Linked DNA regions of Homo sapiens: region 2 is linked to region 1. A link is a loop called in an ENCODE intact Hi-C map of the cell type or tissue named here. Cell type or tissue: HCT116. All regions are shown on one strand. Links, peaks and the distances in the headings refer to the core of each region. The heading gives the core; the rest is flanking DNA.

The links. Peaks named below come from ENCODE experiments on the same cell type or tissue, not always from the same donor. Only the 100,000 strongest peaks of a DNase experiment are listed, where the experiment ranks them.
Region 2: a loop joins it to region 1, with 8 times the contacts of the local background. A loop is called at or near these places in 20 of 110 quality-filtered maps.

Annotation. Positions count from the first base shown.
Region 1 is chr10:92,429,110-92,442,016 of GRCh38, forward strand. No RefSeq gene overlaps it. Among named protein-coding and RNA genes, the nearest start is that of IDE, 140 kb to the right of the region's middle. In HCT116, for the core only: a CTCF peak has its summit at 6,087 (motif pointing left); a DNase peak (open chromatin) is centred at 6,102.
Region 2 is chr10:91,751,544-91,764,450 of GRCh38, forward strand. No RefSeq gene overlaps it. Among named protein-coding and RNA genes, the nearest start is that of TNKS2-DT, 40 kb to the right of the region's middle. In HCT116, for the core only: a CTCF peak has its summit at 7,207 (motif pointing right); a DNase peak (open chromatin) is centred at 7,208.

The sequences.
Region 1 (12,907 bases), core at 1,896-9,895:
GCGTACAAAGCCTGGCATCAAAGAGTAATGCACGGTCCAAGTAGAAGAAGGTGACAGTCTCCGCTAGAATAATGAAGAAGGGAAATAGGAAGCAGGCTTGAGAAATACTTAGGGGGTCAAATAGGCAAGATGAGGTGATTGGTTTTATTTGTACAGTAAGAGAGGGAAAGGAAAAGAATGACATCCAGTTTTCTAGCATAGGTGATGGGGTGGGTAAAATTCTACTTAATTAGATCTCAAGTACCCCTTTTGTACTCTCGGATGGCACTCACCTCCATTCCTCTATCATCATAGATGGAAATATGTAATTGTGGGTTTCTTTGTTCATTTGTTTTGACACAGGGTGTTGCTCTGTTACCCAGGCTGGAGTGCAGTGGCACCTTCGCAGCTTACTGCAGGCTCAACCTCCTGGGCTTCTAGCAATCCTCCCATGTCAGCCTCCCAAGTAGCTGGGACTACAGGCACGAGCACCACACCCAGGGAATTTTTAATTTTTTTGTAGTCCCAGGGTCTCACTATGTTGCCCAGGCTGGTCTCAAACTCCCAGGCTCAAGCAATCCTCCCACCTTGGCCTCCCAAAGTGCTGGGATTGCAGGCCTGAGCCACCGTGCTGGGCCAGGCTTATTTGTTTGGTGGCAGTCTGCTTCTCTAGATTGAAAAGGCAGTGGGGTGGAACCATGTCTGGTCTTGTTCATCCTTCTATCCCAGCCCTAGCACAGTGAGTGGCACAGAGTAGGCACCTGATAAATAGTTGTCAACAAATATAGACTGTGTCAATTATACCTCAATAAATCGGGGAAAAAAATTAAAAATGGACTGAGAAAATGAGCATACAGAAAGAAAAGACAGTTTAAGAAGTTCCTTTTTGGAGCCGGGTGTGGTGGCTCACGCCTGTAATCCCAGCACTTTTGGAGGTTGAGGTGGGCGGATCATGAGGTCAGGAGTTCAAGACCAGCCTGACTAACATGGTGAAACCCCGTCTCTACTAAAAATACAAAAATTAGCGGGGCATGGTGGCATGCTCCTGTGATCCCAGCTACTTGGGAGGCTGAGGCAGGAGAATCACTTGAACCCAGGAGGCAGAGGTTGCAATGAGCTAGAGATCGAGCCACTGCACTCCAGCCTGGGCGACAGAGCGAAGACTCTGTCCCAGGAAAAAAAAAAGGAAGTTCCTTTTTGGACATGGTGAGTTTGAAATGACTGTGCAAAAGTCCAGGTGGAGATAGCCAGGAGGCAGCTGGAAATGAATTTGAGATTCAGGGAGAGATTAGGTTTGGAGATAGAAAGTGGAGAGTTAAGGCCAGGCATGGTGGCTGACGCCTGTAATTCCAGCAATTTGGGAGGCTGAGACTGGCGATCACCTGAGGTTGGGAGTTTGAGAACAGGCTAACATGGAGAAACCACATCTCTACTAAAAATACAAAATTAGCAGGCATGGTGGTGCATGCCTGTAATCCCATCTACTCGGGAGGCTGAGGCAGGAGAATTGCTTGAACCCTGGAGGCGGAGGTTGTGGGGTAAGCCGAGATTGCACCATTGCACTCCAGCCTGGGCAACAAGAGCGAAACTCCAACTTAAAAAAAAAAAGAAAAAAAAAAAGAAAGTTGAGAGTTAACAGCATGTCATAAAATAAAAGCAAGAAAGAAATGTGTAGGAGCAGACCCCAATGAAGTTCAACATTTAATGTCATTTACTTCCTCCTACTTCTTAGTCAATCACCTCTGCCTTATCCAAGTGCACTTCACTTTCCCCTGCGCTGCTTACAGGGATGGCATATGACACAGCCCCAGGGGACACATTACTATGTTGTGCTCCAGGGAGGGCCTGCCTTTGCCTTCATGACCTTTTCCAAGGTGACATCATGTGCCTATAATATCTTTTCTCCATTTGCCAACTCAGTTTTCTCCAATTCCTTAAACAGCCAGTGAATTCACGGAAATCCTCTTCCATTAAATCCTTTTGCTGCAGACCACAGAATAGCAACTATCCTGAATATTCTGACCCCTGAATAGCAAATTACCACTCTGCTGAATCAAAATGTGGAACTCTTACTCGTTCCCAGTTCTTTTTCCAATTAGATGCCTTGTTGTTTACTCTTAAAATCAACTTAGGTCTCTTTCCTTTCTTTCCTCTTTTTCCTTTCTTCCTTTCCTTCCTTTCCTTTCCTTCCCTTCCTTCCTCCCCTTCCTTCCTCTCCTTCCCTTCCTTCCCTTCCCTCCCTTTCTTCCCTCCCTCCCTTCCTTCCTTCTTTCTTTTCTCTTTTTCTTTCATCTTTCTTTCTTTTTTGAGATGAAGTCTCGCTCTGTCACCCAGGCTGGAGTGCAGTGGCACGATCTCGGCTCACTGCAACCTCCACCTCCTGGGTTCAAGTGATTCTCCTGCCTCAGCCTCCTGAGTAGCTGGGATTACAGGCACGCACCACCACACCTGGCTAATTTTTGTATTTTTAGTAGAGACGGGGTTTTACCATGTTGGCCAGGCTGGTCTGGAATGCCTGACCTCGTAATCTGCCCTCCTCAGCCTCCCAAAGTGCTGGGATTATAGACATGAGCCACCACGCCCGGCCTATTTATTTATTTTTGAAACCAGTTCTCACTCTGTCGCCCAGGCTGGAGTGCAGTGGCAAGATCATGGCTCACTGCAGCCTTGACTTACCAGACTGAATCAATCCTCCCATCTCAGCCTCTCAAGTAGCTGGGACAACAGACACGTGCCACCATGCCCGGCTAATGTTTATATTTTTTGTACAGACAGGGCCTTGCCATGTTGCCCAGGCTGGTCTTGACCTTCTGGGCTCAAACCATCTGACTACCTCAGCCTTCCAAAGTGCTGGGATTACAGGTGTGAACCACCATGCCTTACCCAAATTAGGCTTATCTTGATGCAAACACCTTGTTGTCTGTTGCTATTTGGTTTATTGTTTCTGTGTCATTGTCTGTGTGTTCGGCCATAGCAGTGATGTATGTGTCCTGATCTGGTGCTTACCCTGAAGAAATCATAGGCTGTGTCAGGTAGAGCCATGGACAGTCTGGATTATCTAGCACAGTTCTGTTGAAAATATTCATTTGATATGTCAAACTATGCATTTTGTTTTCTTTTTCTTTGTTTTATATAGAATCAGGGTCTCACTATGCTGCCCAGGCTGGTTTTGAACTCCTGGCTTCCCACCTTGGCCTCCCAAAGTGCTGGAATTACAGGTGTGAGCGACCATGCCAAACCCAAACTGTGCATTTTGGCTCAGAAAATGTTGTTAGGGCAGGAACACTTGGCAGATTTCTTGGTATTTACAATTAGGCATTTAATACATACTTTTTAGAAATAACAACAACAACAAAGGAACTTGAGCTTCTCAAGTCTTAGCTTTGTCTAAAGCCCACAGGGTCTCTTTAGAAAGGATAATGTCTAAAATCAACATTATAAATATATTTATGGGAGACTGGTTTGAGTAATAAAACTCCGGTCTCCCGCAAAAATAAATAAAAATAAATAAGTAAATATATTTATGTTCTATATGCCAACATAGCAACTTCTCAGTGATGTTCAGTAAGGGATAAATTCCTCCATTTATTAAGTGTCTAATTGTAAATACCAGGAAATCTGCCAAGTGTTCCTGCCCTAACAACATCGGAGAACAACAGGAAGCCTGATCAACAGTGGCTTTTCCCCTCATAGCAAGTGCAGGGATAGGCAGTCCCCTGTAGTCCCAGCTACTCGGGAGGCTGATCAGCATAAAAGCTGCCCATAGTCGCCATCAGGGAGGGATCCGGGCTGCTCTCACCTGTCCATTCTGTCCTTCTTAGTTACAGTGGCTTTTGTCCTCACACTTGTCATCTCATGGCCAGTGGTGGCTGCTCCACTTCTAAGTTTCATGTCCCCAGGAAGATGGTAGCAAGAATTCGGGGGTGGAGGGACAAGGGAAAAAGACACTTCTTGTACTGAGGTATTGTCATTTTATTCAGGAAGGGAAGCCCTCCTTAGTGATTTCACTTAGATCTCATTGACCATCTCTCCCTACAAGGGAACAGAGAGACGGAGTTTGTAGCTTTTACAGCTTCTGTGACAGAGCTAGACAAGTGAGATGGGAGAAATGATTGGGAGCTACCAATCAAGTACTTCAGACTTAAGAAAAAAATAGAAATCACATTATTGCATCTGCATATTTCCTAAAATCCTGTGAGCAACACATCTTACGCTAATTTACTTGTGCAGATGTTGATTTCTATCTACATAATTTACAGAATGATCTCATTTCAAAAATTTCCACTCCATAAAATATGAACAATATTACACTCCTTTCTTATTTTCAGTTTTGGTGTCAGTTTATATGGTCTATTTTATCAAAGTGAACTAGGAAAAGGATTGAAAATATTTCTAGATTCTAATTCAGGTAATTGGGTGAATAAGAGTTTTTTTTTTTTCTTTTTTGAGATGGAGTCTCGCTCGGTCACCCAGGCTGGAGTGCGGTGGCACAATCTCAGCTCACTGCAACCTCTGCCTCCCGGGTTCAAGCGATTTTCCTGCCTCAGCCTCTCAAGTAGCTGGGATTACCGGCACGCACCACCACGCCCAGATAATTTTTGTATTTTTAGTAGAGATGGGGTTTCACGATGATGGCCAAGCTGGTTTTGAACTCCTGACCTCAAGTGATCTGCCCACCTCGGCCTCCCAAAGTGCTAGGATTACAGGTGTGAGCCACCACGCCCAGCCAAATAAGAGATATTTTTAGCCATGTGTCATTTTTCTTTCTTTCTTTTTTTTTTTTTTTTATGAGATGGGGTATTGCTCTGTTGCCCAGTCTGGAGTACAGAGGCACAATTATAGCTCACAGCAACCTCAAATTCCTGGGCTCAAGCAGTCTTCCTGCCTCAGCCTCTTGAGTTGCTGGTATTACAGGCATGAGCCACCACACCTGGCTGTCATTTTTATTTTACTTTATTATTTTATTTATTTATTTATTTAGAAACAGGATCTCCGTCTGCCTGTCGCCCAGGCTGGAGTGCAGTGACATGATCATGGCTCACTGCAGCCTTGACCTCCTGGGCTCAAGTGATCCTCCCACCTCAGCCTCCAGAGTAGCTGGGACTACAGGTAAGAGCCATCATGCCTGGCTAATTTTTTTATTTTTATTTTTTATAGAAATGAGGTCTCCCTATGTCGTCCAGGCTGGTCTTGGACTCCTGGGCTCGAGCGAGCCTTCTGTTTCAGTCTCCCAAAGTGCTGGGATTTCAGGCATGAGCCACCATATCCAGCCCTGGCTGTCATTTTTAAAGTTAGTTCCTGGTCTTTTCCTCTGAGGTGGCAAAAATTTCTTTGACTGGCAAGCAACAGCACCAAAGGTAATGTTACCTATCTTCCCACGTTTGTCCCCGCTTGGCACATTACATAAATTGGAGTCAGCCAGGTTCCATGGCTCATGCCTATAATCCCAGCAATTTGGGAGGCCAGGATGGGAGGATGGCTTGAGGACAGGAGTTCAAAACCAGCCTGGGCAACATAGTGAGACCCCGCCTCTACAAAAAATAAAAAATTAGGCAAGGTGGTGAGCACCTATAGTCCTAGCTACTCGAGAAGCTGAGCCTGGAGGATCACTTGAGCCCAGGAGTTCCAGGCTGCAGTGAGCTATGATGGAACCACTGCACTCCATCCTGGGAGACAGAAAAAGATCTTGTCTCTAAAAAAAAAAAAAAAAATTAAGGGCTGGGCACAGTGGCTCACGCCTGTAATCCCAGCACTTTGGGAGACCGAGGTGGGCGGATCACGAGGTCAGGAGTTTGAGACCAGCCTGGCCAACATAGTGAAAACCCGTCTCTACTAAAAATACAAAAATTAGCTGGGTGTGGTGGCAGGCACCTGTAGTCCCAGCTACTTGGGAGTCTGAGGCAGGAGAATCGCTTGAACCCAGGAGGAGGAGGTTGCAGTGAGCCGAGACCACGCCATTGCACTCCAGCCTGGGTGACAGAATAAGACTCCGTCTAAAAAAAAAAATTAAAAGAAGAAACCATAAATTGGAGTTGGTGTAGACATAAAGCCAGAGAATGGGTTTTGAGTGTGTGGAGCATTTTTCACTGAGAAGTGCTTTATCTCCATCTTGTGGACAACCTTATCTTTGCAATGTCAGCAGTGGTTCTCTGGCCTTAAACACACATAAGGATCACGAGGAGGACTTGCAAACAATCCAATATCCAGTCCTCTCTACCCCATCCCCACCAACTCAGTTAGTGTAGATATATATTTTATATATATATATGTGTGTGTGTGTGTGTATATATGTGTGTGTGTATATATATGTGTGTGTGTATATATGTGTATATATGTATATATGTGTATATATATGTGTATATATGTATATATATGTGTGTATATATGTGTGTGTGTGTGTGTGTATATATATATATATATATATATATATATATATATGATCTGTAGCTGGGCGATAGGAAGCAGGAAAAAAAAGATCTGTAGCCAACTTTCATATGCAATTAGGGTTAAAAACCAATAAGTTAGAAGAAACTCTAAGTCAGTTATGAATACTGGAACAATCATTCCTTCTATAAGACTGCCATAAAGTAAAAAGAACAATCTCTGTAGGTAAATTATACAATCTTCCAAAGGCCCTTTTACAACTTGCAGAGAGGAAATCAAGGAGTTGCTAGCAATATGAGAAATCTAAACCCAAATCCAAATTGCTTTCTGTGCAACTCTCCCTATGATGAGGCAGAAATGTGCTGAGCAAAGAGACATGCAAATACACACACCATCAGACTTGTCCCTGGGCCAAACTGTGAAGTGGTTTCCACCTGCTTTTGGTATCATATATGTTTCCTGGCTGCTTTCTTGCGTATATCCTTGTTTAATTCTGGTTCTTCTCATGAATGCCAATATTTGCCTGAGGGCACAGGGCCCTGGAAGGCCTCAGGTGCCCACCCAGATCTTGCTTTTCCCTCCATCTTTTCGTTTATTAAAACTTACCTTGCCGGGATCTGATTCTTTCTCAGCTCATTATCTTCTTAAAAAGCTTCTCAAACTAATTCCCAATGACAATGGGTCAGTCTTCATCATAATGCAGGCATTATTGGAATTTTTTTTTTTTTTTTTTTTTTGAGATGAAGTCTCCCTCTGTTGCCCAGGCTGGAATGCAGTGGTGCAATCTAAGCTCACTGCAATCTTTTGCTTCCCGGTTCAAGTGATTCTCCTGCCTCAGCCTCCTAAGTAGCTGGGATCACAGGAGCCCACTATCACGCCCGGCTAAATTTTGTATTTTTAAAAGTAGAAATGGGGTTTCACCATTGTGGTCAGGCTGGTCTCGAACTCCTGACCTCAGGTGATCTGCCTGCCTCAGCCTCCCAAAGTGCTGTGATTACAGGCGTGAGCCACCATGCCCAGCCTGGAATAAAATTTAGTCATTAAAATAGGAGACCAAGTTCTGCTCTGGCAGTGGTTGACTAGATGGTGCTGAAACCTCTCACTGAAAACAAACTAGAAAAGATGTACAATATATACCATTAAGAGTGAAAAGACAAGCCAAAGAGTGATAAATAATAAAAATAACAAAAGAGCTCAGACCCAAAATATATGGGACTCCTACAAATCACTAAGGATTGACAACACAATTAAAAAATGGCTGAGAGGCCAGGCACAGTGCCTCATGCCTGTAATCCCAGCGTTTTGGGAGGCCAAGCAAAATCACTTGAGACCAGGAGTTCAAAATTAGACTGGGCAACATAGCAAGACCCCTGTCTCTACAAAAAAATTAAAAAATCAGCTGGGCATGGTTGGGCACAGTGGCTCACGCCTGTAATCCCAGCACTTTGCGGGGCTGAGGCGGGTGGATCATCTGAGGTCAGGAGTTCAAGGCCAGCCTGACCAACATGGTGAAACCCCATCTTTACTAAAAATACGAAAAGTTGACAAGGTGTTAACTTTTCTCATATTGCTAGCAACTCCTTGATTTCCTCTCTGCAAGTTGTAAGAGGGCCTTTGGAAGATTATATAATTTACCTACAGAGATTGCCTCGGGACGCTGAGGCAGGAGAATCATTTGAACCCGGGAGGCGGAGGTTGCAGTGAGCCGAAATGGCACCACTGCACCCCAGCCTGGGCGACAGAGCAAGACTCTGTCTCAAAAAAAAAAAAAAAGAAAAGAAAAGAAAAGAAAAAGGCCGGGTGCAGTGGCTCATGCCTGTAATCCTAGCACTTTGGGAGGCCGAGGTGGGCGGATCACCTGAGGTCAGGAGTTCGAGACCAGCCTGACCAACATGGAGAAACCTCATCTCTACTGAAAATACAAAGTTCACCGGGGGTGGTGGCGCATGCCTATAATCCCAGGTATTCGGGAGTTTGAGGCAGGAGAATCGCTTGAACCCGGGAGACGGAGGTTGCAGTGAGCCGAGATCGTGCCATTGCACTCCAGCCTGGGCAGTAAGAGTGAAACTCCATCTCAAAAAATAAAATAAAATAAGCTGGGCATGATGGCACACACCTGTAGTCCTAGCTACTTGGAAGGCTGAGGTGGGAGGATTGTTTTAGCCCAGGATTTTGAGGCTGCAGTGAGCTATGACTGCATCACTGCACTCTAGCCTGGGTGACAGAAAGAGACCCTGTCTCAAAAAAAAATTGGTGAAAGACTTCACAAAAGGGAACACTGAAAAGTCAATACACATGAAAAGTTTCTTAAGCTCATTATATGCAAAGAAATGCTAATTAAAACCACAGTGTATATACCTACTACACCCATGAGAATGGCCAAAATTTAAAAGACTAACAGTTGGTCCAAGAGTTGTGGGTTGTTAAGCTGATTAATATTGTCTCCCTCTACAACCATGCTTGACTCCAAAAAATAAAGAAAATAAAAAATAAAAATACTGGCCAGGTGCAGTGGCTCACGCCTGTAATCCCAGCACTTTGGGAGGCTGAGGCAGGCGGATCACGAGGTCAGGAGATCGAGACCATCCTGGCTAACATGGTGAAATCCCGTCTCTACTGAAAATACAAAAAATTAGCCGGGCGTGGTGGTGGGCGCCTGTAGTCCCAGCTACTCGGGAGGCTGAGGCAGGAGAATGGCATGAACTCACGAGGCAGAGCTTGCAGTGAGCTGAGATTGCGCCACTGCACTCCAGCCTGGGGGACAGAGCAAGACTGCGTCTCAAAAATAAATAAATAAATAAATATAAATAAATAAATAATAAATAAAAATAAAAAGACTAACAATACCAAGTGATGGTAAACAGCTGAAACTCTCATACCCTGCTGTGAGAGTGTAAATTCGCATAGTCACTTTGGAAAACTGTTTAGTTGTATCTGCTAAAGTTGCTCACACACATGTATCCTATGACTTTGCAATTTCACCTGTTACAGAAATAGATGCAGATACGTACCAAAGACATGTTTTTGTTGTTGTTGTTTTTGAGACAGAATTTCGCTTTTGTTGCCCAGTCTGGAGTGCAATGGTGGGATCTGGGCTCACCACAACCTCCGCCACCCAGGTTTAAGCGATTCTCCTGCCTCAGCCTCCCGAGTAGCTGGGATTACAGACATGCACCACCATGCCCAGCTAATTTTGCATTTTTAGTAGAGATGGGATTTCTCCACTTTGGTCAGGCTGGTTTCAAACTCCCAACCTCAGGTGATCCGCCCACCTCAGCCTCCCAAAGTGCTGGGATTACAGGCATGAGCCACTGTGCCTGGCATCAAAGACATGTTTTAAAATGTTTAAAAATAGGCTGGGCGCAGGCCAAGATGGCGCCACTGCACTCCAGCCTGGGTGACACAGCGAGACTCCGTCTAAAAAATAAATAAATAAATAAAATAAAATTATTGAGATGTACCTGGAAGTGCTCCTCAAACTTTACTGTATGTTTGACTCACCTGGAGATCTTGTTAAAAGGTAGATTTTATCCAGTAGTCTGCGGCAAGCTCCAGTTGATGCCCACACTGGTCCACCGAGCATGCTTTGACTAGCAAGGACCTAGGGCGCTTCCCAAACTATGTTCCACCAACAGTAACGTTTTGCAAAGTGTTGACATTATTAAATTACTAAAATATAATAAAAATTTACTTTAAAAACATAATACTGGCTGGGTACAGTGGCTCATGCCTATAATCCCCATACTTTGGGAGGCCGAGGCAGGAGGATCACTTGAACTCAGGAGTTTGAGACTAGCCTGGGCAACAAAATGAGACCCCATCTCTACAAAAAATTCAAAAATTAGCTGGATGTGGTGGTGCATGCCTGTAGTCCCAACTACTGGAGAGACGAAGTGGGAGGCTGGCTTGAGCCTGGGAGGCAGAGGTTGCAGGGGGCCAAGATCGCGTCACTGCACTCCAGCCTGGGCAACAGAGCCCGACTCTGTCTTAAACGCGCACACACACACACACACACTCTCTCTCTCTCTCTCTCTCTCTCTCTCTCTCTCTCTCTCTATATATATATATATATATATATATAATTTTCAGGTTACTCTTATTTTGTAAGAATTTGTTTTTAAAAGTCAGTGTGCCATAGCAGAGAATAATAACCTCATAAACATAAAGCTCAGTAAACAACTATGTGCCAGGTACTGTGACACTACCTAATTTAATCCAGAAGAATATGCCTGGAAGTGGCAGGAAAGGTCATCCCATGATGAACATGAGCTCTCTGACACTTCGCTGGAAAAGCAGCACTTAGCAATTGGCATCTCTGTGATGGATTGTCTATTGATGGGGCTGGAAAACTTCTGTAAAACACTAGGTGGTAAATATTTAGGCTTTCTGGATATTGAGACTCAGGAAATGCTACCTCAAAGCGAAAGCCTCAGAAGCAGCTCTCTCTGACCTCCTCCTGCCCTCCTGTCTCTTCCCCGCTTTCTCCCCCAGGGCATGCCACGGAAACTAGAATCCTTCTTCTCCACAGTGGGTTATAAAGCCTAAAAACATTACTCTAACCTCTCCCCACCTTTCTGTCTAGAGATGGTCATAAAGAAATTCCCTGACCTATCTGGCTTGACAGTAGGTCATAAGACCCCCATTCCAGGATCCTGTTCCATACCTGAGAGGAAGAAATGCTACAACAGAGACACCAAGAAGAACCTCAACAGACAGGTCTTGCTGGGCTTCCTCCTCTCGGTCTACTACATTAGATCACACCCTTTGCCACAGTTGTACATGACTGTCCACTCTTCATTGCATCGAAGCATACAAATGGACAGTTTTTCCTATATCTCTGGGTCTTCATTTTGAAGGCTCCCATGTCATGTAAAACCATGATTAAATAAACTTGTTACACTTTTCTCTTGTTAACCGTCTCTTTTGTTATAGAAGTGTCTGCTGCGACCCTTATGATGGGAAGAAAAGGTATCACACCCTTTTCACCCCTACACAGATCATAGGGTCTGTATCATAACTACTAAGCTCTGCCATTATAGCATGAAAGCATAAATATGTAAAAGAATGAGCATAACTGTGGTCCAAAAAACTTCATTGACAAAAAACATGGCAGGCCATAGTTTCCAACCTGTGGCCTATTGAATCTTTAGTCAATGATATGTGTCTTGTTTTAAAATTTGCATACATTTTACCTGAGAAAATGTTATAAATCTATAGTTTGGTTTCTTTCTTTCTTTTCCTTTCTTTCTTTCTTCCTTTCTTTCTTTCATTCGTTCGTTCTTTCTTCTTTCGTTCTTTCTCTCTCTTTCCTTCCTTCCTTCTCTCTTTCTCTTTCTCTCTCTCTCTTTCTTTTCTTTTCTTTCTTTTTTTGTCTTTTTTCTGATGGAGTCTCGCTCTGTTTGTTGCCCAGGCTGGAGTGCAGTGGTGTGATCTCGGCTCACTGCAGCCTCTACCCCTGGGTTCAGGTGATTCTCCTCTCTCAGCCTCTGGAGTAGCTGGGATTACAGGCATGCACCACCATGCCTGGCTGATTTTTGTATTTTTAGTAGAGACAGAGTTTTACCATGTTGGCCAGGCTGGTCTTGAACTCCTGACCTCAGGTGATCTGCCCACCTCGGCCTCCCAGAGTGCTGGGATTACAGACATGAGCCATTGCACCTGGCCTATAGTTTGTTTTCTTTTTTTTTAGACAGAGTCTCGCTCTGTCTCCCAGGCTGGAGTGCAGTGGCACAATCTCAGCTCACTGCAACCTCTGCCTCCTGGGTTCAAGCGATTCTCCTGCCTCAGCCACCTGAGTAGTTGGGATCACAGGCGCCCGCCACCACGCCTGGCTAATTTTTGTATTTTTAGTAGAGACAGTGTTTCACCATGTTGGTCAGGCTGGTCTCAAACTCCTGACCTCAGGTGATCCGCTCACTTGGCCTCCCAAAGGGCTGGGATTACAGGTGTTAGCCACCGTGCCCGGCCTGACTGGGCTCCTTCTGATTGGTTGCTGCAATCACATGTTTTTAGGAAAAATGGTCTACTTGGGGTTTTCCTGCTTCCTTAAAGTTTCAGTTGGAGGCTGGGCGTGGTGGCTTACCCCTGTAATCCTAGCACTTTTGAGAGGCTGAGGTGGGCAGATTGCCTGAGCTCAGGAGTTTGAGACCAGCCTGGGCAACAAGGCAAAACCCCATCTCTACTAAAAATACAAAAAATTAGCTGGGTGTGGTGGTGCACACCTGTAGTCCCAGCTATTTGGGAGGCTGAGGCAGGAGAATTGCTTGAATCCGGGAGACAGAGGCTGCAGCAAGTTGAGATTGCACCACTGCACTCCAGCCCGGGTGACAGAGAGAGATTCTGTCTCAAAAAAAAAAAAAAAAAGAAAAAAGTTTAGGTTGGGTGTGGTGGCTCACGCCTGTAATCCCAACACTTTGGGAGGCCGAGGCAAGCGGATCACCTGAGGTCGGGAGTTTGAGACCAGCCTGACTAACGTGGAGAAACCCCGTCTCTACTAAAAATATAAAATTAGCCAGGTGTGGTGATTCATGCCTGTAATCCCAGC
Region 2 (12,907 bases), core at 3,340-11,339, 680 kb before region 1:
TCAAAACTAGGAAGAAACTGCATCAACTAACGAGCAAAATAACCAGCTAACATCATAATGACAGGATCAAATTCACACATAAAAATATTAACTTTAAATGTAAATAGACTAAATGCTCCAATTAAAAGACACAGACTGGGATAAAGAGTCAAGACCCATCAGTGTGCTGTATTCAGGAAACCCATCTCACATGCAGAGACACACATAGGCTCAAAATGAAAAGATGGAGGAAGATCTACCAAGCAAATGGAAAACAAAAAAAGGCAGGGGTTGCAATCCTAGTCTCTGGTAAAACAGACTTTAAACCAACAAAGATCAAAAGAGACAAGGCCATTACATAATGGTAAAGGGATCAATTCAACAAGAAGAGCTAACTATCCTAAATATATATGCACCCAATACAGGAGCATCCAGATTCACAAAGCAAGTCCTGAGTGACCTACAAAGAGACTTAGATTCCCACACAATAACAATGGGAGACTTTAACACCCCACTGTCAACATTAGACAGATCAACGAGACAGAAAGTCAACAAGGATACCCAGGAATTGAACTCAGCTCTGCGCCAAGCGGACCTAATAGACATCTACAGAACTCTCCACCCCAAATCAACAGAATATACATTTTTTTCAGCACCACGCCACACCTATTCCAAAATTGACCACATACTTGGAAGTAAAGCTCTCCTCAGCAAATGTAAAAGAACAGAAATTATAACAAACTGTCTCTCAGACCACAGTGCAATCAAACTAGAACTCAGGATTAAGAATCTCACTCAAAACCACTCAACTACATGGAAACTGAACAACCTGCTCCTGAATGACTACTGGGTACATAACGAAATGAAGGCAGAAATAAAGATGTTCTTTGAAACCAACGAGAACAAAGACACAACATACCAGAATCTCTGGGACGCATTCAAAGCAGTGTGTAGAGGGAAATTTATAGCACTAAATGCCCACAAGAGAAAGCAGGAAAGATCCAAAATTGACACCCTAACATCACAATTAAAAGAACTAGAAAAGCAAGAGCAAACACATTCAAAAGCTAGCAGAAGGCAAGAAATAACTAAAATCAGAGCAGAACTGAAGGAAATAGAGACACAAAAAACCCTTCAAAAAATTAATGAATCCAGGAGCTGGTTTTTTGAAAGGATCAACAAAATTGATAGACCGCTGGCAAGACTAATAAAGAAAAAAAGAGAGAAGAATCAAATAGATGCAATAAAAAATGATAAAGGGGATATCACCACTGATCCCACAGAAATACAAACTACCATCAGAGAATACTACAAACACCTCTACGCAAATAAACTAGAAAATCTAGAAGAAATGGATAAATTCCTCGACACATACACTCTCCCCAGACTAAACCAGGAAGAAGTTGAATCTCTGAATAGACCAATAACAGGATCTGAAATTGTGGCAATAATCAATAGCTTACCAACCAAAAAGAGTCCAGGACCAGATGGATTCACAGCTGAATTCTACCAGAGGTACAAGGAGGAACTGGTACCATTCCTTCTGAAACTATTCCAATGAATAGAAAAAGAGGGAATCCTCCCTAACTCATTTGATGAGGCCAGCTTCATCCTGATGCCAAAGCCGGGCAGAGACACAACCAAAAAAGAGAATTTTAGACCAATATCCTTGATGAACATCGATGCAAAAATCCTCAATAAAATACTGGCAAACCGAATCCAGCAGCACATCAAAAAGCTTCTCCACCATGATCAAGTGGGCTTCATCCCTGGGATGCAAGGCTGGTTCAATATACGCAAATCAATAAATGTAATCCAGCATATAAACAGAACCAAAGACAAAAACCACATGATTATCTCAATAGATGCAGAAAAGGCCTTTGACAAAATTCAACAAGCCTTCATGCTAAAAACTCTCAATAAATTAGGTATTGATGGGATGTATTTCAAAATAATAAGAGCTATCTATGACAAACCTACAGCCAATATCATACTGAATGGGCAAAAACTGGAAGCATTCCCTTTGAAAACTGGCACAAGACAGGGATGCCCTCTCTCACCACTCCTATTCAACATAGTGTTGGAAGTTCTGGCTAGGGCAATTAGGCAGGAGAAGGAAATAAAGGGTATTCAATTAGGAAAAGAGGAAGTCAAATTGTCCCTGTTTGCAGATGACATGATTGTATATCTAGAAAACCCCATCATCTCAGCCCAAAATCTCCTTAAGCTGATAAGCAATTTCAGCAAAGTCTCAGGATACAAAATCAATGTACAAAAGTCACAAGCATTCTTATACACCAACAACAGACAGAGAGCCAAATCATGAGTAAACTCCCATTCACAATTGCTTCAAAGAGAATAAAATACCTAGGAATCCAACTTACAAGGGACGTGAAGGACCTCTTCAAGGAGAACTACAAACCACTGCTCAACGAAATAAAAGAGGATACAAACAAATGGAAGAACATTCCATGCTCATGGGTAGGAAGAATCAATATCGTGAAAATGGCCATACTGCCCAAGGTAATTTACAGATTCAATGCCATCCCCATCAAGCTACCAATGACTTTCTTCACAGAATTGGAAAAAACTACTTTAAAGTTCATACGGAACCAAAAAAGAGCCCGCATCACCAAGTCAATCCTAAGCCAAAAGATCGAAGCTGGAGGCATCACACTACCTGACTTCAAACTATACTACAAGGCTACAGTAACCAACACAGCATGGTACTGGTACCAAAGCAGAGATATAGATGATATAGATCAATGGAACAGAACAGAGGCCTCAGAAATAACACCGCATATGTACAACTATCTGATCTTTGACAAACCTGAGAAAAACAAGCAATGGGGAAAGGATTCCCTATTTAATAAATGGTGCTGGGAAAACTGGCTAGCCAAATGTAGAAAGCTGAAACTGATCCCTTCCTTACACCTTATACAAAAATCAATTCAAGATGGATTAAAGACTTAAACATTAGACCTAAAACCATAAAAACCCTAGAAGAAAACCTAGGCATTACCATTCAGGACATAGGCATGGGCAAGGACTTCATGTCTAAAACACCAAAAGCAATGGCAACAAAAGACAAAATTGACAAATGGGATCTAATTAAACTAAAGAGCTTCTGCACAGCAAAAGAAACTACCATCAGAGTGAACAGGCAACCTACAAAATGGGAGAAAATTTTTGCAACCTACTCATCTGACAAAGGGCTAATATCCAGAATCTACAATGAACTCAAACAAATTTACAAGAAAAAAACAAACAACCCCATCAAAAAGTGGGTGAAGGACGTGAACAGACACTTCTCAAAAGAAGACATTTATGCAGCCAAAAAACACATGAAAAAATGCTCACCATCACTGGCCATCAGAGAAATGCAAATCAAAACCACAGTGAGATACCATCTCACACCAGTTAGAATGGCAATCATTAAAAAGTCGGGAAACAACAGGTGCTGGAGAGGATGTGGAGAAATAGGAACACTTTTACACTGTTGGTGGGACTGTAAACTAGTTCAACCATTGTGGAAGTCAGTGTGGCGATTCCTCAGGGATCTAGAACTAGAAATACCATTTGACCCAGCCATCCCATTACTGGGTATATACCCAATGGACTATAAATCATGCTGCTATAAAGACACATGCACATGTATATTTATTGCGGCATTATTCACAATAGCAAAGACTTGGAACCAACCCAAATATCCAACAATGATAGACTGGATTAAGAAAATGTGGCACATATACACCATGGAATACTATGCAGCCATAAAAAATGATGAGTTCACGTCCTTTGTAGGGACATGGATGAAATTGGAAATCATCATTCTCAGTAAACTATCACAAGAACAAAAAACCAAACACCGCATATTCTCACTCATAGGTGGGAATTGAACAATGAGAACAACACATGGACACAGGAAGGGGAACATCACACTCTGGGGACTGTTGTGGGGTGGGGGGAGGGGGTAGGGATAGCACTGGGAGATATACCTAATGCTAGATGACGAGTTAGTGGGTGCAGCGCACCAGCATGGCACATGTATACATATGTAACTAACCTGCACATTGTGCACATGTACCCTAAAACTTAAAGTATAATAATAATAAATTTTAAAAAAACTAACTTTTTAAACATGATATGGCATTAATTTTTATGTTTGTAAAATGTGCAGTTTTTTCTATTATATTGAGTAATATCCCTGATTTGAAAACATACATTGAAGCTCAACAATGGTTCACTAAGGTATAAAAATAGTGATTAAAATTATAACAAAAATATTACCATTATGAATTGTATCACAAATCTATAGTGTGAATACAGAACTAGAATTGGTTCAGGTACATCTGAGTGTAATTTTTCCATACAGAAGCTTTAAAAGACAAGTTCCACTAAGTATGATGATTGGCATCTGAAGATAGAATTTTTGAGAACTGATGAGCCATTTGCTCTTAGTCTCCAGAACATTATCTCTTATGAAAATTCATCAACTGGTTTATGACTTTGAAATATTAGGGTCATTTTCAGTTAAAGCACCATGATCTCTCCAGTAACCAAATATGCACAAGATAATGCTTTCCAGTCTTAAATTGAGGAATCTTGATTACAAAAGGCACAAAAGAGACCGAATTACAGAAACATCATTCAAAGTTTCATTCCTTACAGTAAAAACAGGTATAAGTTATAGTATTGGTAAGAAGTTTGTAGTAATAGCCATAATCAATGAAATTGATGTTTTTCTTCTAGAAAGCATAATGAGCTATTAGCAAAATTTGTCAGATAACACTATTGAACTCTGAGTATCTGAAATATAGCTATATGGAAGGTAATTACTATCACATATCTGTGCTAGAATGTACTTCATTCTACATAGTTGCTCAAAACCACTGAAATGATGAGTCACCTCTGTCTTAGTTCATTTTCTGTGCTTATAACAAAATACTTGAAACGGGGTAATTTGTAGAGAAAAGGAATTTGTTTCTTAAGTTCTGGAGGCTGAGAAGTCCAAGGTCAAGGGGCCACATCTGGTGAGAGCTTTCTTGCTGGTGGGAATCCTGTACAGAGCCCAGTGGTGGTACAGGAGATCACATGGTAAGGAGACTGAACATGTTAATGCGCTATACTCAGGTCTCTCTTCCTCTTTTTATAAAGCCACCAGTTCCATTCCCATGATAACCTATTAATCCATTAACCCTCTAATCCATTAATCCATAAATGGATTAATCCATTCATAAGAGCAGAGCCCTCAAGGTTCAATCACCCCTTAAATATCCTACCTCTCAATACTGCCACATTGGGGATTAAATTTCAACATGAGTTTTGGAAGTGACAAATATTCAAGCCATGGCAACCTCTTAACATTATATATATTATATAGATTAATGGCCCCCAACCTTTTTGGCACCAGGGGTCAGTTTCACGGAAGACAATTTTTCCACAGATGGGGATGGGGGGATGGTTTCGGGATGAAACTCTTCCACCTCAGATCATCAGGCATTAGATTCTCATAAGGAGCATGCAACCTAGATCCCTTGCATGCACCGTTCGCAATAGGGTTCGCACTCCTGTGAGAATCTGATGCTGCCAATGATCTGAAAGGAAGCAAATCTCAACTGGTAATGCTCACTTACCAGCTGCTCACCTCCTGTTGTGCAACCCAGTTCCTAACAGACCACTGACTTGTACCATTCCACAGCATAGAGATTGGGGACCCTGATATAGGAAGGACCTCATGACTTTATGTGTTTACCACTGAAAATGCATGCTACAGAGGAAGAGAACATGTTTAACATCTATTTTGTGTCCATCTGTGATGTGAAATGGAAACTGTATCAATAATTTGGTAGTGATAGAATACTAGCTATGGATAGAGCAAAAGCATATTTTAAAACTACAACCAAACACTGCAACAGAATATCAAGAAATATTTCTTAGACGCACACACAAGCAGAGTGTTATTAGACATTCAAATATTTGAAACATTTGAAATATCGGCATCTGAACAAGAAGAGAACCAAATGTGCTGCTCAGAGAAAAATCTCTCCACAATTTCTGGATTAATATGCAACTCAAAAGTCCAAAACTATCTGACAAAGCCTTCAAATATTTGCTCTTTTAATGACTTACAATTATGAATTAGCATTTTCTAATTTAGAAGAACATAAAAGGTAAGAAAAAGCCTGCATTTAAAACCTGACCTACAGTTCAGGGCATCCATCATCAAACCTGTTAAAAGTTAGAGAAACACATTAATGATAAGCCATAATGAGAGAATTTTACTAGGTGTCTCTGGGTATCACTAAATCACAACTGACTCCAACAAACCAAAAAAAGAGAGTTGCTCTCTCCCTGGGCACAAGTCATTGGAGTGGATTTTGTTACTCTACAGTTTTTATAAATAAGAAAAGTGTAATTCGGGTAAGTAAAATAAGCAAAGTCATAAGATTATACACACCAGAAGCATACCTAACTCACGTCTTCACAGTTCTAATTCAGACTCTTTGCTTCATACCATTCCTTCTCATAATCAGAGCCTGTAGTGTGCTTTTGATCTATTGCAAGGCTCTAGTTATTTAAACCATCAACTTAAAGGAATACTTATTCTAGAACTCTTACTGAGCTGATGGCTACCAACTAACTAAACTTCCTACACCACAACTAGGCATGGTTGTTCAGCTTACATTAAAAAAAAAAACAAAACCAACTTCCTGCTATCCTACCAAATTGTCTTCTTTCTGCCACCTAGAGAGAGCATTCAATACAGTCCAAAGCAAGGCATCTTTGAGTCCAGCGCTCTCTTTATTCTAATGGCACTCTATTCCTCCCTAGACCAAAGTACCAATTTTTTTCCCTACCCCACAACCTACACTCCCTCCCCAGTTCCAGACCTGGACACAAGATAAGGAGCATCCAAATACTGGATCTTTTTTTTAATACCTCTCCTTTTTTTTTTTTTTTTTTTAGAATTAGTTGAAATTTTATTAACATGTTGTCCATAATTAGTTCACGAAAATGAATGAATTTTACCTTGTGAACATTATTAAAATACTTTCCAAATGCAAATTATGATTTGCCCCAAAAATGCCCCAAACTTTATAAATGTCCTGTTAAGATGGATTACCTCTTCTTAAGCCTTAAACCAACATTGAAGTTTAAGTTGAACTGAGGGTTCATATTCATTCTATTTGCCAGCCTTCAAAAGTCAATAGAACTATTTCCACTAGATGGCTGTCTTTACCAAGAACTGTAAGAGCTATGCCAACTTGCAGCAGTTTTCAAGTTTTAAAGCTTACCTTTTACAGAGGCAAGCATATATGCAGCCATTTAATAGGCTCACTCCTACAAAATGTTCATGTATTACTTTATTTGTTCACCCCCGCATTGCAAAAAGTCAATATGATAAAAATGTAATGTGTTCTAGAAAATAATGAGAGAAATTTTATTTGTTTCAGGCTGAAAATTTTCTAAAACATGTAAGGAATTTTGCCCTGGAGACTGAAAGACATATATAAAAATTATCTCAGTGTAATTGTTTATATTGTCAGATCAAAAGTTACTTGTTGGTTATAAAAATTGTGTTCTTTAATATTTAAGAAAAGAGATTGGCTATCACTACTTATATTTGGAATTTGTTTCACACCTTTCTCTAGGTCATAAAGGTATTTTAAAGTTAAAATATGATACATTGAATAGAATTTGTTATAAGCTACAATTTCTACTGTATCAAGGAAATTGTTTCTTCCACTCACATGTTTTGTTATTTCCTTAGTATTTGATTCCTTGTTATTTGATTAGTACAAAAATTCAGCACCAAGTGCAGAGAGGATTGGTTGGGTGGTTGGTTGTTTTTCAGTAAACTTTTTATTGAGGTATAACAAAACTAAAGAAAAGTGCACAAATTGTAAGCATATAGCTTGACTGATGTTCGCAAAGTGAAATTAACATAAACGTTTTTGTGCAATTGTATATTTTACCTTTTTAAATTTTATTTGCTATTTGTTTAGTTACATCCAAATAACCAGCACCTAGATCAAGAACTAGAACACTACCAGCCGCCCAGACGTTCCTAATCACCTCACCGAAGTGGTGACCATTATTCTGACATCTAATACCACAGAGATGGCTTTCGCCTGTTTTGAAGTTTATATGACTCATCCCACTTGTTTGGCTTTTCATTGTGTTGATGAGAATCATCTACTTTGTTTTCACTGCTATGCATCACAACTTACTTATTCATGATCATTTGTGTGGTGTCCAGTTTGGAGCTATTATGAATAGTGCTGTTATGAAGTTTCTATATATACACTGAATCAATATGTGTATGCATTTCTTTGAGTGAGCATATACTTAGAAGTGGAATTGCTGAGTCATGACATTTGCATATGTTCAGCTTTAGTAAATACTGCCAATTTTCTGAAGTAGTTGTACCAATCCACACTCCCACAAGCAGGATACGAACTCCACTATTCCATTTCCTCCTCAGCACTTGGTATTGTCAGTCCTTTAAACAGTAGCCATTCTGGTGGGTATATAGTGATATCTCATTATAGTTTTAAATTGCTTTTCCCTGAAAACTAATGAAATTGTTTATATGCTTATTGGTTAAGAATGTTCCAATCTTTTCTTCATTTTGTATAATATTTTCAGGCTAGGTACAATGGCTCATGCCTGTAATCCCAACACTTTGGGAGACCAAGCTGAGAGGATTGCTTGAGCTCAGGAGTTTGAGGCTGAAGTGAGCTATAATTGCACCACTTCCCTCCAGCCTGGGCCATAGGGCAAGACCCTGTTTCCAAAAAAAAACACATATTTTCTATCTTTTCTTTATTAATTTGTGTGAGTCAGTGGTAAGATATAAATATATTATAATTATCTTCTACTCTGGGGCTTGACCAGTTATGGTCTTAACATTATCTTTGATGAGTAAAGTTCAGTTTATTAATTTTATCTTTTATGGTTAGCACATTCTTTAGGTCCTCTTTTTAAAATCTTTGCCCAGATAGTCATCAGACTATCCAAAGTCAGTGTGAAGGAACAAATTCTAAAAGCAGCAAGAGAGAGGCAACTAATCACCTATAAAGAAAATCCTGGCTGGGTGAGGTGGCTCACACCTGTAATCCCAACACTTTGGGAGGCAGACGCAGGCGGAGGCAGGTGGATCACCTGAGGTCAGGAGTTCGAGAGCAGCCTGGCCAACATGGTGAAACTCCATCTCTACTAAAAATACAAAAATTAGCCAGGCATGGTGGTGCGGCCTGTAATCCTAGCTACTAGGGAGGCTGAGGCAGGAGAATTACTTGAACTCAGGAGGTGAAGGTTGCAGTGAGCCGAGATCACACCACTGCAGTCTGGGCTACAGAGCAAGACTCCATCTCAAAAAAAAAAAGAAAATCTCATCAGACTAGCAACTTCTCAGCAGAAATCTTATAAGCTAGAAGAGATTAGGGTCCTATTTTCAGTTCTCTTAAAGAAAAGAACTGCTGGCAATTAGCCAGGCATGGTGGTGTGCACCCATAATCCCAGCTACTTGAGAGGCTGAGGCAGGAGACTTGCTTGAGCCCAGGAGGCGGAGATTGCAGTGAGCCAAGATCACACCACTGCACTCCAGCCTGGGCGACAGAGTAAGACTCCATCTCCAAAAAAAGGAACTGCTGGCCAAGAATTTTTTATCCTACTAAACTAAGCTTTATAAATAAAGAATAACTAAAGTATTTCCCAGACAAGTCAATGCTAAGGAAATCCATCAACACTAGACCAGTTGTACAAAAAATGTTCAAAGGAGTTCTAAACATGGAAATGAAAAGGCAATACTCATCATCATAAAAGCACACAAACGTATAAAGCTCACAGGTCTTATAAAGCAATTTCACAATTGAGACTACAAAGCAACTAGGTAACAATTAACATCATAATGGGAAAAAAATTCATATATCAATATTAACCTTGAATGTAAATGGACTAAATGCTCCACTTAAAAGACATACACTGGAAGAGTGGATAAAAAATAAAATCCAACCAAATACTGCTTACAAGAAACCCACCTAATGGGTAAAGATATTTACAAACTCAAAGTAAAGGAGTGGAAAAAGACATTCCACACAAACAGAAAACAAAGAAAGCAGTAGTGGCTATACTCACATCAGATAAAACAGACTTTAAACCAACAACAGGAAAAAAAGACAAAGAAGGTCATTATAAAATGATAAAAGAATTCAACAAGAAAATGTAACAATTCTAAATATATATGCACCCAACACCAAAGTACCTAGATTCATAAAACAAATACTACTAGACATAAGAAAAGAGATAGACAGCAATACAATAATAATGGGGAATTTCAACACCCCACTGACAGCACTGACAAGGAAGTTTGTAGCTTGCCTACATCAAAAAGACAGGAAGATCTCAAATTAACAACCAAATGTTGCAACTCAAGGAACTAGAAAAACAAGAACAAACCACACCGAAATCTAGCCTAAGAAAAGAAATAACAAAGATCAGAGAAATTGAGATCAAAAAAAGAAACAAAGGATCAACAAAAAGTTGGTTATTTGAAAAGGTAAACAGGCTGATATACTCCTTGCTAGGTTAATCAAGAAAAAAATAGAGAAGATTCAAATAAGCACAATCAGAAATTATAAAGGAGACATTACAATGGACAATACAGAAATACAGAAGATCATCAGAGACTATTATTAGCACCCCTATGTGCACAAACTAGAAAACCTAGAGAAAACAGACAAATTCCTGTAAACATACAACTTCTCAAGATTGAACCAGGAAGACATAGAAATCTTGAGCAGACAAATGGCAAGTAGTTAAACTGAATCAGTAATTTTTTAAAAATCTCCTGACAACAATAACAAAAATCCAGGACAAGAGGGATTCACAGCCAAATTTTGCCAGATGTACAAAGAAGTAGTACCAATCCTACTGAAACTGTTCCAAATGCTGAGGAGGGAATCCTCCCTTACTCATTCTACAAAGCCAGTATCACCCTGATAACAAAGCCAGGCAAGGACACAACAAAAAAAGAAAACTATAGGCCAATATCCCTGATAAACATAGACGCAAAATCCTCAACAAAATACTAGCAAACCAACAGCACATCAAAAAGAACATCATGATGGGTTTTATTCCAAGGATGCAAGGATGGTTCAACATACACAAATCAATAAATGGGATACACCACACTAACAGAATTAAAAACAAAAATCACATGATCATCTCAACAGATGCAGAAAAAGCATTTGATAAAATTCATTATTTCTTCATGATAAAAGCCCTCAACAAACTAGGCATCAAAGGAACATATATCAAAATAATAAAAGCCGTATATGACAAACCCACAGCCAACATCACACTGAATATAGAAAAGCTAAAAGCATTCTCCCTAAGAACTGGAACAAGACAAGGATGCCCACTTTTACCACTCCTATTCAACATGGTAGTGGAATCCTACCTACGGAAAGAAATAAAAGGCATCCAAATTAGAAAGAGGAAGTCAAAGTATCTCTGTTCACTGATGATATGATCTTATCTCTAGAAAAATCCTAACACTCCTCCAAAGAGTTTTAAATTTGATTAATGACTTCAGTCAAATTTCAGGATACAAAATCAAGATACAAAAATCAGCAGCATGTCTATCCACCAATAAAATCAAGCTGAGAACCAAATTAAGAACTCAATCCCTTTTACAGTAGCTAGAAAAATAAAATAAAATACCTAGAAATACATTTAACCAAGGGGGTAAAAGATCTTTATGAGAAGAACTACAAAACACTGATGAAAGAAATTGTAGGTGACACAAACAAATGGAAAAACATCCCATGCTTGTGAATTGGAAAAATCAATATTGTTAAAATGATCATACTATCCAAAACAATCTACATATTAAATGCAATTCCTATCAAATTACCAATGTCATTTGTCATGGAATTAGGGGAAAAAAAATCCTAAAATTCCAATGGAATGCAAAAAGAGCCTGAATAGCCAAAGAAATCCTAAGCAAAGAGAACAAAGCTAGAATAAAGCATCACCTTACCTGACTTGAAATTATACTACGACGCTATATTAACCAAAACACCATGACACTGGTATAAAATAGACACATAGATCAATGGAACAGAACAGAGACCAGGAATAAACGACATCTACAACAGACAAAGTCAACAAAAACATGCACTGCGAAAAAGACACACTTTTCAATAAATGATTCTGGGAACATTGAATAACCATATGCAGAAGAAGGAAACTGGACTCATATCTCTCACCATATGTAAAAATTAACTCAAGATAGATTAAAGACTTAAATATAAGACCTGAAACTATAAAAATCCTAGAAGAACACCTCAGAAAAACTCTTCTAAATGTTGGCCTAGGCAAAGAATTTCTGACTGTCATCAAAAACAAATACAACAAAAACAGATATAGACACATGGGACTTAATTGAACTAAAAGCTTCCATATAGCAAAAGAAATAATTAACAGAGTAAACAGGCAACCTACACAATGGGAAAAAAAATGTTTGTAAACTATGCATCTGACGAAGGGCTAATATCTAGAATCTACAAGGAAATCAAACTCAACAAGAAAAAAATAGATAACCCCATTAAAAATGGGCAAAAGACATGAACAGATATTTTTCAAAAGAAGATTTACAAGCAGCCCACAAACAGGTAAAAAAGCTCAACATCACTAGTCATCATTGAAATGCAAATTAAAACTACAATGAGATACCATCTTACATCAGTCAGAATAGTTATTATTAAAGAGTCAAAAAACAGATATCAGTGAGAATGTGACAAAAAGGGAATGCATATACATTGTTGGTGAGAATGTAAATTGGTACAATCTCTATGGAAAACAGTATGGAGATTTCTCAAATAAAACTGAAAATAGAACTACCATTCAAACCAGCAAT